Linked DNA regions of Homo sapiens: region 1 is linked to region 2. A link is a contact called in ENCODE Hi-C or POLR2A ChIA-PET data. All regions are on one chromosome and are shown on one strand. The core of a region is the stretch at or near the end of the contact, and the rest is flanking DNA. Distances in the headings are between cores, read along the strand shown.

What was found. A loop is a pair of places that touch in the nucleus more often than their neighbours do. ChIA-PET counts read pairs that join two places held with the same protein, here RNA polymerase II (POLR2A). Pooled maps may share reads with other maps.
Region 1: a loop to region 2 is called in a map of heart left ventricle, with 8 times the contacts of the local background. The contact joins two enhancer-like sites. A Hi-C loop is called at or near these places in 23 of 168 maps with a recorded cell type or tissue (Caco-2, GM23248, Right ventricle myocardium inferior and 11 more) and 21 of 50 pooled maps. POLR2A ChIA-PET finds 5 or more read pairs at or near these places in 2 of 52 experiments (PC-3 and WTC11).

What each region holds. Positions count from the first base shown.
Region 1 is chr7:51,354,893-51,360,750 of GRCh38, forward strand. No RefSeq gene overlaps it. Among named protein-coding and RNA genes, the nearest start is that of COBL, 41 kb to the left of the region's middle. RefSeq lists a silencer at 4,717-4,933. Within about 2 kb of position 2,504, at least 4 of the 41 ENCODE cell types and tissues checked have a DNase peak (open chromatin) inside an H3K27ac peak, as active enhancers do.
Region 2 is chr7:51,181,969-51,188,430 of GRCh38, forward strand. It overlaps COBL (cordon-bleu WH2 repeat protein), which reads right to left. Exons shown (of 13, transcript NM_015198.5): 5 at 2,134-2,231. Among named protein-coding and RNA genes, the nearest start is that of COBL, 130 kb to the right of the region's middle. RefSeq lists enhancers at 5,800-6,406, 6,407-6,462. Within about 2 kb of position 4,696, at least 6 of the 41 ENCODE cell types and tissues checked have a DNase peak (open chromatin) inside an H3K27ac peak, as active enhancers do.

The DNA.
Region 1 (5,858 bases), core at 1,254-3,753, 170 kb after region 2:
AGAAGCCACACACAAATGTCCATGCACCTCCACTCCAGGCATAATTCTTCATTTTTACCAGAGCTGTGTTCAGTCAACTGGGTATCTGTCTTCTTAGTTCCTTCCTTTTGTTATTCAACTGTTTCAACTTGTGGTCTAGATGAAACGGCAAAGTTTCCCTTATCCCCCTCGCAGAACTTGCATTGGGGGGTGTGGCTCGCTTCTTCTGCGCCCCATTGCTCAAACCTCTAGGGGGAGCATGCAGACAGGCAGGTAGTGGGGAGCATCAACCCCATGGCAGCTTGTAGGGTTGAAGGTTTACAGCTCCTGAGGCCCCAGTGGGTGTGTGTTACAGGGCGCTATTTCAGTTTAGCCATCCATAGGGGACTTGTGTTAATCAGCTCAATTAGAGCCTCTGCCTTATTGAAAGGACAGAGGGCTTTCTGTATCCCAGGTTCTTGCCTTAGTGTACTGGAAAAATCGGATCACATGTGGGCTTGGAGAATGAGTGCAAGATTTTTTATTGAGTGGTGGTAGCTCTCAGTGAGGTGGATGCAGAGGCCAGAAAGGGGATGGAATGGGAAGGTGGTAGTTTTCCCCTAGAGTCAGGCTGCCCAGTGGCTGGGCTCTGCTCCGACCACGCCAGCCAAACTCCGTGTCATCCCGGCAGTCGATAACCTGCCGGCATCTGCTGGTGCCTCTCGGTGTGCTGTTTCGCCAGTGTGTTCCTCTCGATGTCCAGCTGCTTGTGTCTCTTCCCACTAGGGTCTCAGGGTTTTTATAGGCATAGGATTGGGGGCGTGGTGAGCCAAGATGGTCTTGGAAAATGCAACATTTGGGCATGAAAACAGAAATACCTGTCCTCACCTATGTCCATGGGCACAGGCCCGGGGGTGGAGCCCTAGCCAGGGACCTGCCTTTCTCTACCCAGCACTTTCCTGCCCCACTCTCATATCATAGATACTGATTTATTCTTCTGTGGATCTTTCCCTCCTCAGAGCCCTATCATGTAGGCCCCTATATTCTACCAAAACTTCATATGTGAAACAAAAACTTGAATGAGATAAGGCCCAGTGGCCTTCTGTTTAAATTCTCAAGCTCCTTCATCTCTCTTTGGCATTGGCCATTGTCAATGGTCCACTCATTGAAACAGGCTCCTCCACCTCCTTCTATGAAGCTAGGTTTTCCTGTTCTTCCCACTCTCTGACCACTCCTTTATTTTCTTTATTTAATTCACATAGTAGTTCTTTAGCATGAAGCTCCCAGATCTCAGTCCTTGGATCATGCCTGTTCCCACTAGTGGCTGGATTCTATTTAGCTGCTTTGTTTCTATTCTTAGGACCAGCCTGACCCCACACATTTAGAGGTGTAGCTCCAACCTAAACCTCTCCCCTCTGTGGGCTCCTCACCCCACCCTGATGTATCCACTTTGACTCTCTCAGCCTCTGCCTTGACCCCTTCTTCTGTTTCCCTCCCACCCCTTGGATGCGGCTCATTGTGTGCTCTTCCCATCAGTGACCTTAGCCCCCTAGAGAATGATTCAGAGATTTATGTCCCCTCCCCATCTCTAGATGGCTGAGGCAACCCTTCTGGTCCAGCCCAGCTTTGCATCCCCTGCTCTGGCTTTGTCTCCATAGATGGCTGTCCATCAGTGCAGCAATGGCAAAGTAAACAGGATGGGCACTTACAGGACTGTGGTGTGGGCTGGGCAATGCTCCATGAAACAAAAGTTCCTCTCACACCTTTTCTCATTACGTAAGCATAGGTGCTGCATCCGGGCACATAGAGCCATGTGCTGGATGAAATGCATCATGCCTCGGTCCTCTTCCTTGTTCATGAAGGTAACTTTCCTCCGGGTTACTGAGAGAGGGCATGAGAGAGGGCATGGGTGTCCTGTGAGGCTCAGAGACTGCATTTGCCCTTTCCCTCCATTTCAAAAGTGTCCAAAGGTATTGGCGGTTTTGTGACCCCTGTAAGGTATTGGTGGTTTTGTAACCCCCCATGGGACGTGTAGTTCTTAACAAAGACTGGTGAGCAGGGCTGAGCAGGCTGCTATTCGCAGCTGGAGGGCAGTGTCTCAGGGCTGAGTGGCCAGGCTGGACATTCTCTCTACTCAGGATGCTGCTCCCACCTGGGGCTTGCATAAATCAACCTCATCTCTTCCCGCCCCCAGGCATACTAAATCACACTGTGATGGCGAGTCTTCTCCCTTTTGCCGCCTGTGCTAACTCAGGTGGAACCTGCCCCTTAATGTGCCACACTGGGTTACTCATTCCCTGGGCATGGTGACCTCTGGGTTGGAAACTTTCTTTGGAAATGTGCTGCCCTTCGTACGCTCTGCTTGTTTTCTTTAGCAAATTGTAACTAGGTGAAGAGAGCACCAAAGGGAGCCAGGGTCCCTTAGGAACGCCATGACCTTACCACGCCTTTTCCCAAGGACAAAAGAGCTACGCTTAGCCAAGTTCCCTTAGTGTTGACTGATATGCATGTTATGTCATGCGGAAGTGAGAGGGAACAGTTTGCCTGCCATTTGGGCAAATATAGTAAGTAAAGAGTGGGTCCAACTTGAGTAAAGAATGACCTGCTCACTCATTTTGAATGTGCCAGCTTTCGGCCTCCCTAATTGCAGTGGCCTGACATAAACCTTGCTGTTGTGGAGATGCCAACATCATCAAAGTCAGCCTCTAAACAGCTAATGCCATTCTGGGCTGGAACACTCGACTCTTTACCCTGGTTTTCTTCATCATTTTATCAGACTTGCTTTAATTCCCTCTTTTTAAATTAATTAATTAATTAATTATTTTTCTGAGACTGAGTCTTGCTCTGTTGCCCAGGCTGGAGTGCAGTGGCACAATCTTGACTCACTGCAACCTCCGCCCCCCCCGGGTTCAAATAATTCTCCTGCCTCAGCCTCCCAAGTAGCTGGGATTACAGGCTTGTGCCCCCATGCGTGGCTAATTTTTGTATTTTTTTTTTAATAGAGACGGTGTTTTACCATGTTGGCCAGGCTGGTCCCGAACTCCTGACCTCGTGATCCCTCCTTGCTTTGGCCCCCCAAAGTGCTGGGATGACAGTTGTGAGCCACTATTCCCAGCAATTCCCTCTTTTTGAGACTGTTAGATAGCAGAAAATTAATGTATATTGCCCTCTAGTGATTAATGATTACAAACACTTAACTACCAAAACATTTACTGATACTCAATTATGTTAAAAATCCCATTGTTTTATTCTGCATATAAAAGTAATGCACACTTGTGTTGGGAATGTAAAGCATATCTGGACCTCTCTTCTGATATTCAGGTGCCTTTATCCAGACGACTACTCTGCAGGTCCACGTGGGTCCCTGTTAGGCACCTCCAGCTTTAGCTCGTCCTGAACCTACTCCGCCAGTACTGCCCTCATCTTCCCCTTTTACCAGGGCCTCAGACCCAAAGCCTTGAAGTCATCTTTGAGTCCTCCCTGCCTGTCACAGCCTCTGGTCCTTTCAAAACAAACATATGAGAATTTGGGCTTTTGTCAAGGCACTGATTCTATCCTGCCTATCCCAGACATGGTCATCTCTTGCCTAAATCCTGGCCACAGCCTCCTTACTGGCTTCCCTGATTCCAGCCTTATGAAACATAAGTCTATTCACATGGCTGCAGAATGATTCATTTAAAATGTAAGTCCAAGGCCGGGCACAGTGGCTCACGCCTGTAACCCTAGCACTTTGGAAGGCCCAGGGGGGCGGATCACCTGAGGTCAGGAGTTTGAGACCAGCCTGACCAACATGGTGAAACCCCGTCTCTACTAAAAATTCAAAAATTAGCCAGGCATGGTGGTGCACTCCTGTAATCCCAGCTACTCAGGAGGCTGAGGCAGAAGAATCACTTGAACCCGGGAGGCTGAGGTTGCAGTCAGATGAGATCACTCCACTGTGCTCCAGCCTGGGCAACAGAGCGAAATTTCGTCTCAAAATAAATAAATAAATATGAAAATACAAAATTAGCCAGGCATGGTGGTGGGTGCCTGTAATCCTACCTACCCAGGAGGCTGAAGCAGGAGAGTCGCTTGAACCCCAGTAGCAGAGGTTGCAGTGAGCCGAGATGGTGTCATGGCACTCCAGCCTGGGCAACAAGAGTGAAACTCCGTCTCAAAGAAAAATAATAAAAATAAAAACAAAATAAAATGAAAACAAAAATTAAGATAAAATATAAGACCAGTAGTGTCTCTTTTCTCCTCCAAGCCTTTCAAGGACTCTTCCTATTCAGAATAAAGCCAACATCTTTGAAATGGATGTTGAGAGAGAGAGCAAGCCGAATTCTTGCTGAATGAATGTGTTTCTTCTCTGAACAAGTCTAGCTTTTGAACAGAACAGACATGAAGACAGTGAAGGAATGCTTATGAAACTGTAGGAAGGGCTGGAGGAGCAGGCTCCAGGCTCTGGGAGCACCCTCTGAGCACTCCTATAGAGCATGGGGCTGGCATTTGCCACAGAACTACAGACTCCAGCCAGCCAGGAAGATTTTTAGTCCAAAGGCCACTGCTGACATTGTGGAGGTCAAAATCTCACCAATCTGTTTGACCTCCTCCAAAGGCAAAGGGCTTATCAATTTTCTGTTAATAAGCTACCCAGTAGATGTTTTTTTTTTGTTTGTTTTTGTTTTTTTTTGATGGAGTCTTGCTCTGTAGCCCAGGCTGGAGTGCAGTGGCGTGATCTCGGCTCACTGCAACCTCCACCTTCCGGGTTCAAGTGATTCTCCTGCCTCAGCCTCCTGAGCAGCTGGGATTACAGGTGCACACCACCACACCCGGCTAAATTTGTATTTTTAGTAGAGACAGAGTTTCACCATGTTGGTCAGGTTGGTCTCGAACTCCTGACCTTGTGATCCACCCACCTTGGCCTCCCAAAGTGCTGGGATTACAGGCGTGAGCCACTGCTCCCGGCCCAGTATTTTGTTATAGCTGCACAAAGAGACAAATACAGGCATACTGGGGGATGTTAGGGATGGACGCTGAGGATAAGTTCCTTATATCCACCATAGCCTCTGGGATAAGGTCAAGGTCTGAGGAAAAGGGTCCAACAAACTCTTAGCTAGATGTACTCTTCACCTAATGCAGAGATGTGCTTATGATTAAAGTCTAACTTTTTTTACAGGGATTATTACAACCTTAAGTTTGTGTTCATTGTCTGAGACTGGCCTGGTTCAGTTCCCTCATTCCTGCACCATCTCCTTAGTATGCACGCATTTATAAAATTTATCTTTCAAAGAGCCTCCAACCTCGCTTGTATCTGCAACAGTGATGAGCACAGGAGATCCTTCTGGACATGACTGTCTTAATATCAGTCTATCCTGGCACTGTGGCCATACTGTGCCAGGGCCATCTTCAGCACTTGATTAACCAGCAACTGTACAGTCTCCTGAACCAAGGCCTCAGGGTCTGCTTGGATGTCATCCCAACCTGACATATCATGTGCCCTTTTCTGAGAAAATTCCAGAAAATCTTAGACATTCTATGGCTTAGATTTAGTCTTCTCCTTTCTACAGTAACTGTCTCAAATATCAACCTCCTTAAAAAGGAGAGAATAATATCTGGGTCCCAAGACAACCTGCAATGTTTCGGCAGCTGATTGATGACTATGCTGTCTGTGCTTTTGCAGTGAGGAATGACCCCTGCAGCTTATTGGTGGATGCTGCTGTCTGAGTAGGGCCCCCCACATTTGTGCCTATTTCGTGGGGACTCCACCACAGTAGAAGTCAATTTTAAACTACCTCATTGAGAATGGGATTGCTCATCACCAGAGGCTGACATATGTTGACAGGCTGCTCTGACCCCAGCCCCGGGAAGCTACATTCAACCCTGAAACTCAGCTCACAACAGGACAGGTAGAAGCTCCT
Region 2 (6,462 bases), core at 3,446-5,945:
GTCTCCACATCTCCAGCTTTTTAGGTGACCTTACTTTGCTAAAAACGAAAGTCTTTCTAGATTTTTTACTTGGTTTTTCTGGCCATTTCATCTTTTACAAGGAAGAAGACACAAAGAGAACAACTACTTGAGGTCTAAGGGTGAGGAATGAGGAATGAGGAATGGTGGATTTTACTGTGAACTGGTGTCCTCAGGATCAAGGAGGACAAGGGTGAACACAGTCCCAGCCAACTTATCTCAAAAACGTCAGGAAAAAAAAACCAACAAGACAACATTCAAAGAGTGAGCAAAAATTCAAATACAAAATTCTGATTCTCTTTTTTTTTTTTTTGAGATGGAGTCTCGCTCTGTCGCCCAGGCTGGAGTGCGCTAGCATGTTCTCATCTCACTGCAACCTCTGCCTCCCGGATTCAAGCGATTCTCCTGCCTCAGCCTCTCAAGTAGCTGGGGTTACAGGTACCTGCCACCACACCTGGCTACTTTTTGTATTTTTAGCAGAGACGGGGTTTCACTGCATTGGCCAGGCTGGTCTCGAACTCCTGACCTCAGGTGACCTGCCCACCTCAGCCTCCCAAAGTGCTGGGATTACAGTTGTGAGCCACCGCGCCCGGCCACAAAATTCTGCTTCTGTGATTTCAAGTAATTCTGACAGGAAAGGAAGCTAGGAGAGGAGGAGGGAGAGTAGGGGGGAAGAGAGGGGGAGAGGAAGGGATAGTTGGAGAGTGGGAGGGGATAGAAAATGTCAGGGAGCCAAAGGTCTTACATAGACATGCATGGAGTACAGATTTTTCAAAGGACATGCAGAAACATGGAGAAAAGCACAACATGGGGAAAAGCTCAATCTCTTAAGTACAAGAGAATCACAAAACCATTACCGAAGCTTCAGCAGAGGTGAATCTGAGGTTTGTGAAAAACTCTTAAAGACAGGAAGTCTGCCAGTTCGGCCGAGCTCCACTGGACCTTCTGTTCTCATCTGGCTCTCACTCTCCTCCTCCCTTCCCAAACACCACAGGGCTACAGGGACGTGCTGGCTCTGCACGCAGACACATCTGTGTCTAAGCCTGGGACACTAAGAAGGTTACTTTATTTCTCTGAGCCCTGGTATCCTCATCAGCAAACCTGGGTAAACCACAATTCTAACAGCAGAGGCTGCACCACAGGCCACTGAAGGGCAGGAAATCAGGTGTCCGGCCTTGGGCTACATGCACCTATCTGCACCATGGCACTGAGAAGGTCTGCACACAAACTTGAGTCCCCAGTCTTCACATCTCTTGTAGAAATATACAGATGGAGCACACTTCCAAACTGAGCTAGTGGAATTAAAACCTAACATTCACTGGAACAGTTTTGTCTTTTTTAGTCTTACTTATTAGTAAGGATAAAATACTAGATATTAGTAAAATATACTTGTGAAGCAAATATAAATACGGATAATGAGCATTTTCTTTTCTTGGTAGTCAGAAGGCATTTATGGGTTTGATAATCTTATAATTAATTATAAAAATCTTCATTTTTATTCTGGGTACTATGACTTAATTACTCTAGAATACTGTATCCAAAATATGACTCTGAGATGTGTTTCATAAACACCAACAAAATCAATAAAATTAACTTATCACATAGTACATTCCCAGATCATATCAGGAGGACCAAAGAACATCTAAAAATTACTAGCAAGAAGACAAGTTCAATGACTGATACTCTTCTCTGCCACGAGGCATAAGCTACAGTTCACTGATAGCAATATTGGCTATTTACACTTAACTATAACATCCATTCACTCATTCATTAATCTAAACAAGATTTACTGAGTTTCAGCCACAGGCAGAGTTCTGTGGAAGTACCGGAACACCCACAGGCAGAAGGGCTCATGGCCCCGGTCATCAGGAGCCCACAGGCTTCCTGTCCCCCTAGTGAATAAACCACCATCACCCAAGATTACTCCTTTTGGAATCAAGTGTGGAAGCACAGCCTGTCATTCCAGTGCATACTAATAAGCTCTCTTTTACCTGAAGGAATTAGTATTCTTAAATAGAATTGTTTAGAAAAGTTCCAGGACAGGTTGAATGCATGTATTTCAAGAGACTATTTTTTTTACATGATACAAAATCATATGTGTATTTAATCCATTACCTTACTATTGCTTCTTTTATTAACTTTGAAAAATCCCAGAAATTTTTTCTTCTCTTTATCTGTCTCATCATTGCCAAGTGATGATTTCCTAAAGGTTTCTGGAAAAAAAAAGCACTAAGTTATTTTTCAGCATCTGAAACAAGAGATTCAATACTTTACTTAAAAAATCTTAATAAATGAATCCTCTACTCTTAAACTTTTAGTTCTTGTAAGAGAGGGAAAGCCATCAACTATTTCTTTCAAAGCTGTCCGAGCCACTTCAAGTCCTCAGGTCCATTTGGGAAATCACTACAGGTTCTTACACAGTCTTTTAGGAATGATGGAGGCATTTTCTCTGGGTGTGGTTGTGCCCTTTTGGAGAATGACAAAATAAATAAAGTTCTAGGGCAGAGCTGTCCAACAGAAAGCTAAACCAGACCACACATGTAATTTTACATTTCCTAGTGGCTACATTAAAAAGAACCAAGTAAAATTAATTGTAATAATTTCATTTAATCCAATACATCTAAAATATTGTCATTCTATCATGCAGTCCATATAAAAAGTATTGATGAGATATTTTACATTGGTTTTGGTGCTAAGTCTTCACAATCCAGCAGCCCTTTAGGCTTACAGCATATCAGTGTGGACTCGGTACATGCAAGAGCCACATGAGGCCTGTGGCTGCCAAATCAGCACAGCTCTAAGACTGCGACATCAGTGCAATACACCTGCTTTAAGAATTATGAGTGAGGTACAAACTTTAACTAAATGAAATAAATCAGCAGCTTTCCTGCTCATTTCCAGAAAATGGAGTAACAGCTATGGGCTCCCCAGGTGGTATTTGAAACAACTGCATCAAATCTCCCAGGAACCACCTTTCCAGATTTTCCTTCCTCTGCTGCATCCAGAACGTTTTCCTTTCAAATTACATTCTCTAGGGGAGCAATTGTTTTCTTCTTTCTTTTTCCTGAAGCTCTAAATCCTCAACCCCTCTTGAATTTTTCTTCATCAGGATTCTAGAGCCAGGTTGGAACCTTCCAAATTCCAGACAAGCACACTGAAGCCCAGATGTGTCTGTCAGCTGACAAGACAGCCATGGGATGTGGTTCCCAAAGCGAGATGGAACCTGCAGCATCAGCATCGCTGGGAACTTATGAGAGATGCGAATGCTTGGGCCCACTCCAGACCCCCAGAATAAGAAACGCTGGGTGCAGGGCCCAGCACTACACAGTCAAACTAGCCCCTAAGGAGGCTTAAGCTGAGGGTCTGGAGAACACGCTTGGGAGTGGTGCTGAGAGATTAAGAGCGCCCATGTGTGAGGCACACTTCGGAAAACCACTTAGCTCCTCCAAGCCTCAGCAGCTTCATCTGCAGGTTGAGGGTGAGTGCATCAAGCACGCAGACGGCACTCACACAGCTCAGCACACTGCTCACTAGTGTCATGATTTGCTCAGGAAAGGCCTTTGTCATTACTTCATTCCATTCTTCTCTGCCAGGGCATACAGATATGACAAGAAGAAGGAAAGTGGAGGTGTTCCTGGAGGATAGAAAAATGATTTTTCCCATATCACTGCCAACTGATAGCAAGAGCTCTATACCATTGGTGGCAGAATCATGGACTGGGATTTTACAAATTCTGCCATCAGACTATTAATGCAAACAAGGTAACCCTCAATTAACTTCTTGACCTGCTAATATATGATTTCACATTTGAGTTAGAGAACACACACAGCAGTCAGTGCATTAATAACACAGGCGTGAACACTGATAGCGTCCACACAGCAAAGCAAAAACCCAGCACACACGCTCCTGATATCACGCTGTAGGAGCAAAGGTGCACATCCTAGCCACCAGGGCAGGGCCAGGACACTTGGTTACATGCAGGAGGCTCCAGTGGAGGCACTGAGCAGGCTCCACATCGCACAGTACCCAAATCAGAGGGCCCACTGCAACATGGTGCAGCAGCACCAATGCATGTGTGCAAACGCGCTGTAAAGTTAGTTGCAGCAAGCCCTCTATTAGGTACAGAGCTATAAAGAGGAAAACAGAGCACACAGTTAAGACTGCATCTAAACTATTATATGCTTTAATATGTATGTTTATAACCAAGGATGTTTCTAGAATTGAGTGGTATGTGACATGGACCAACGGATGCTCACGAACTGACGATGGGGTTACACTTTCAGTTCACGACGGCTTTATCCAGATGTGACCCCATCGTAAGTCCAGGAGCATATTGAATGCATAGCACTTTCACACCATGGTAAAGTTGAAAAATCTTAAGTTGAGAAATTGTCTATGTTGAAACAGATGACATCATAGTATCCTACTGATAATCGAGAAGTAGAGCATTTTCCTAGTACACAAGCTGTATTACACCGACCACAGAAAGGACAGACTGCATCAGAAAACTGCAATGAGATCTAGCCTGTTGTTTCTCTTCTTGAATGAGGACAGTGGCTGATCATCACCTCTAAGGACTGAGGTCGGCTCCCTGACGAAGGGTCCAGGACAGCCCCGGCACCAGAATGCCCCTCAATAGTGGGAGAGACACTTTCTCATGCAGCTACAGCCTGCAGCTGTCTGGAGGCACCAGGGGCCTGTGACTCACAGTGCTGAGCTGCGCCTAACACTGATGGTCTATTTTTAGAGGTGAGGCTTTGGTCTCAGTCACTGACTGATAGGGGCCTCCTATGAGGCCTCTAGAGGCTTGGCAGACACTGAAGAAGAACTGGTTTGGGAGCAAAGTAGGAGAACTCAGTGTTCCCATCAGCCAAAATTTCCAGAGGCTGCCCAGCTATAAAGCAGAGCAACAATGAACAACTGATGCATAGCCAGCCCTCGAACACACGCAAGTGAGCTCTAGAACCCATGGTGCCTATGGTATGATAAGCTGAGGGTGGCATTTATTTTGTTTGAATTTACTCTAATTTACACGTAATTAAATATTAAGAAAAGTGTGGGAACTCACACAGTCTGCAAGAAAGTTTTACTTTCTGAAGCATTACAATGATTTGAAAAATGTTAAAGATGAATTGCAGAGTGGCAGAGAAGGATGAAGGACCCTTAAAGACCAACGAGTCCAAACCACTCACTTGTCTAGAGGAGGAGACTCAGTGACCAGAACAAGGCCATAAGGAGTAAATGGAAGCGGGGGACCAGGTCAACATCTGCAAATGTACAATGGGCATTCTACATATGTATATACATATATGTATATGTTTAAGTATATATATATATATATATATACACACACACACACACACACACACATATATCTATATCTGCCTATATATACATATAAACATCTCTTTCTGTATAGAAATATCTCTATGAAACTTAAATAGATGTTGGAATAAATGCAAAATCTGGACTAATCATTTGCATACTTGTCTATGACAGAAAAGGTTAAATTTTAAAATCCATACTGTCCCAAATTCTGTAGCATGCAGGATGGCCTTCAGGGGCAGGTAAGCATGGGCAGGCAGAGGTGAAAAGGAAAGGGTGCCTTTCCTGCGCACACCACTTCTGATCTGCCCTGAATTATTGGGCAACAGAATTTGTTTTCTGTAACAGCCTCCCTCATTTCTCATCAATTAGAGCCACACAGCAAATTCTCCTAAGAAGCATTCTTATCTGAACCAACCAGGGAATCAAGAAACCAAACCAAAATCTCATGTCAGCCTCGCATGCACCTTCAGGAGGGCCCCAAGCCAAACTTCCATTCCTTGGAGTCTGGCACAAAAACATCACCTCTGTGCAGCTCTGACCCCAGAGCCATGCATAGTGCAGCCTCACAGCGGGAGCGGGAAGCCCCAGGTTCACTGTACCTTGACAGCTCAGGGAAGGCTCGGACTGAGTTTTGCTCAGACGAACTGGAAAAGGCAGGCAATGAGAGAGTGAGGTCCAGCTTTGAGATGTGTGGGAGTCCCTGACCCAGGCCTTGGCCCTCACAAGCCTCAGAGGGGGGCTGTCCTGCTGCAGCAGTGAGAAGGTCTCTTGCTGGGTCAGCTTGCCTCTCTGGGCTGGCCCTCTCAGGGCCACAGCTGCATAGCCTGCTAAGCACCGCTGAGGACGCAGGTGGCAGCAGAGCCCTTGGCTTTATCAAGATGCTCCCACCGGGGATTCCAGGGGAGGGCAGGCCTCTGCGTAGCAATGCCTCACCTCCTGCCAGCTGCCCTTCTGTTCTCCAGCAGTGGTAGGGCTCAGGAGTGGACGTCTGTCCCCTCCAAGTGCCTACCAAGAGGATTGAAAGTAAGGGCTCCTCCAGCAGTACCCAGCAGGCCTGCCCAGGGCGGTTGTAGGGGAGAAAGGGAGCCTCGGAGATGGCCTCTGGACAAGTGTCTT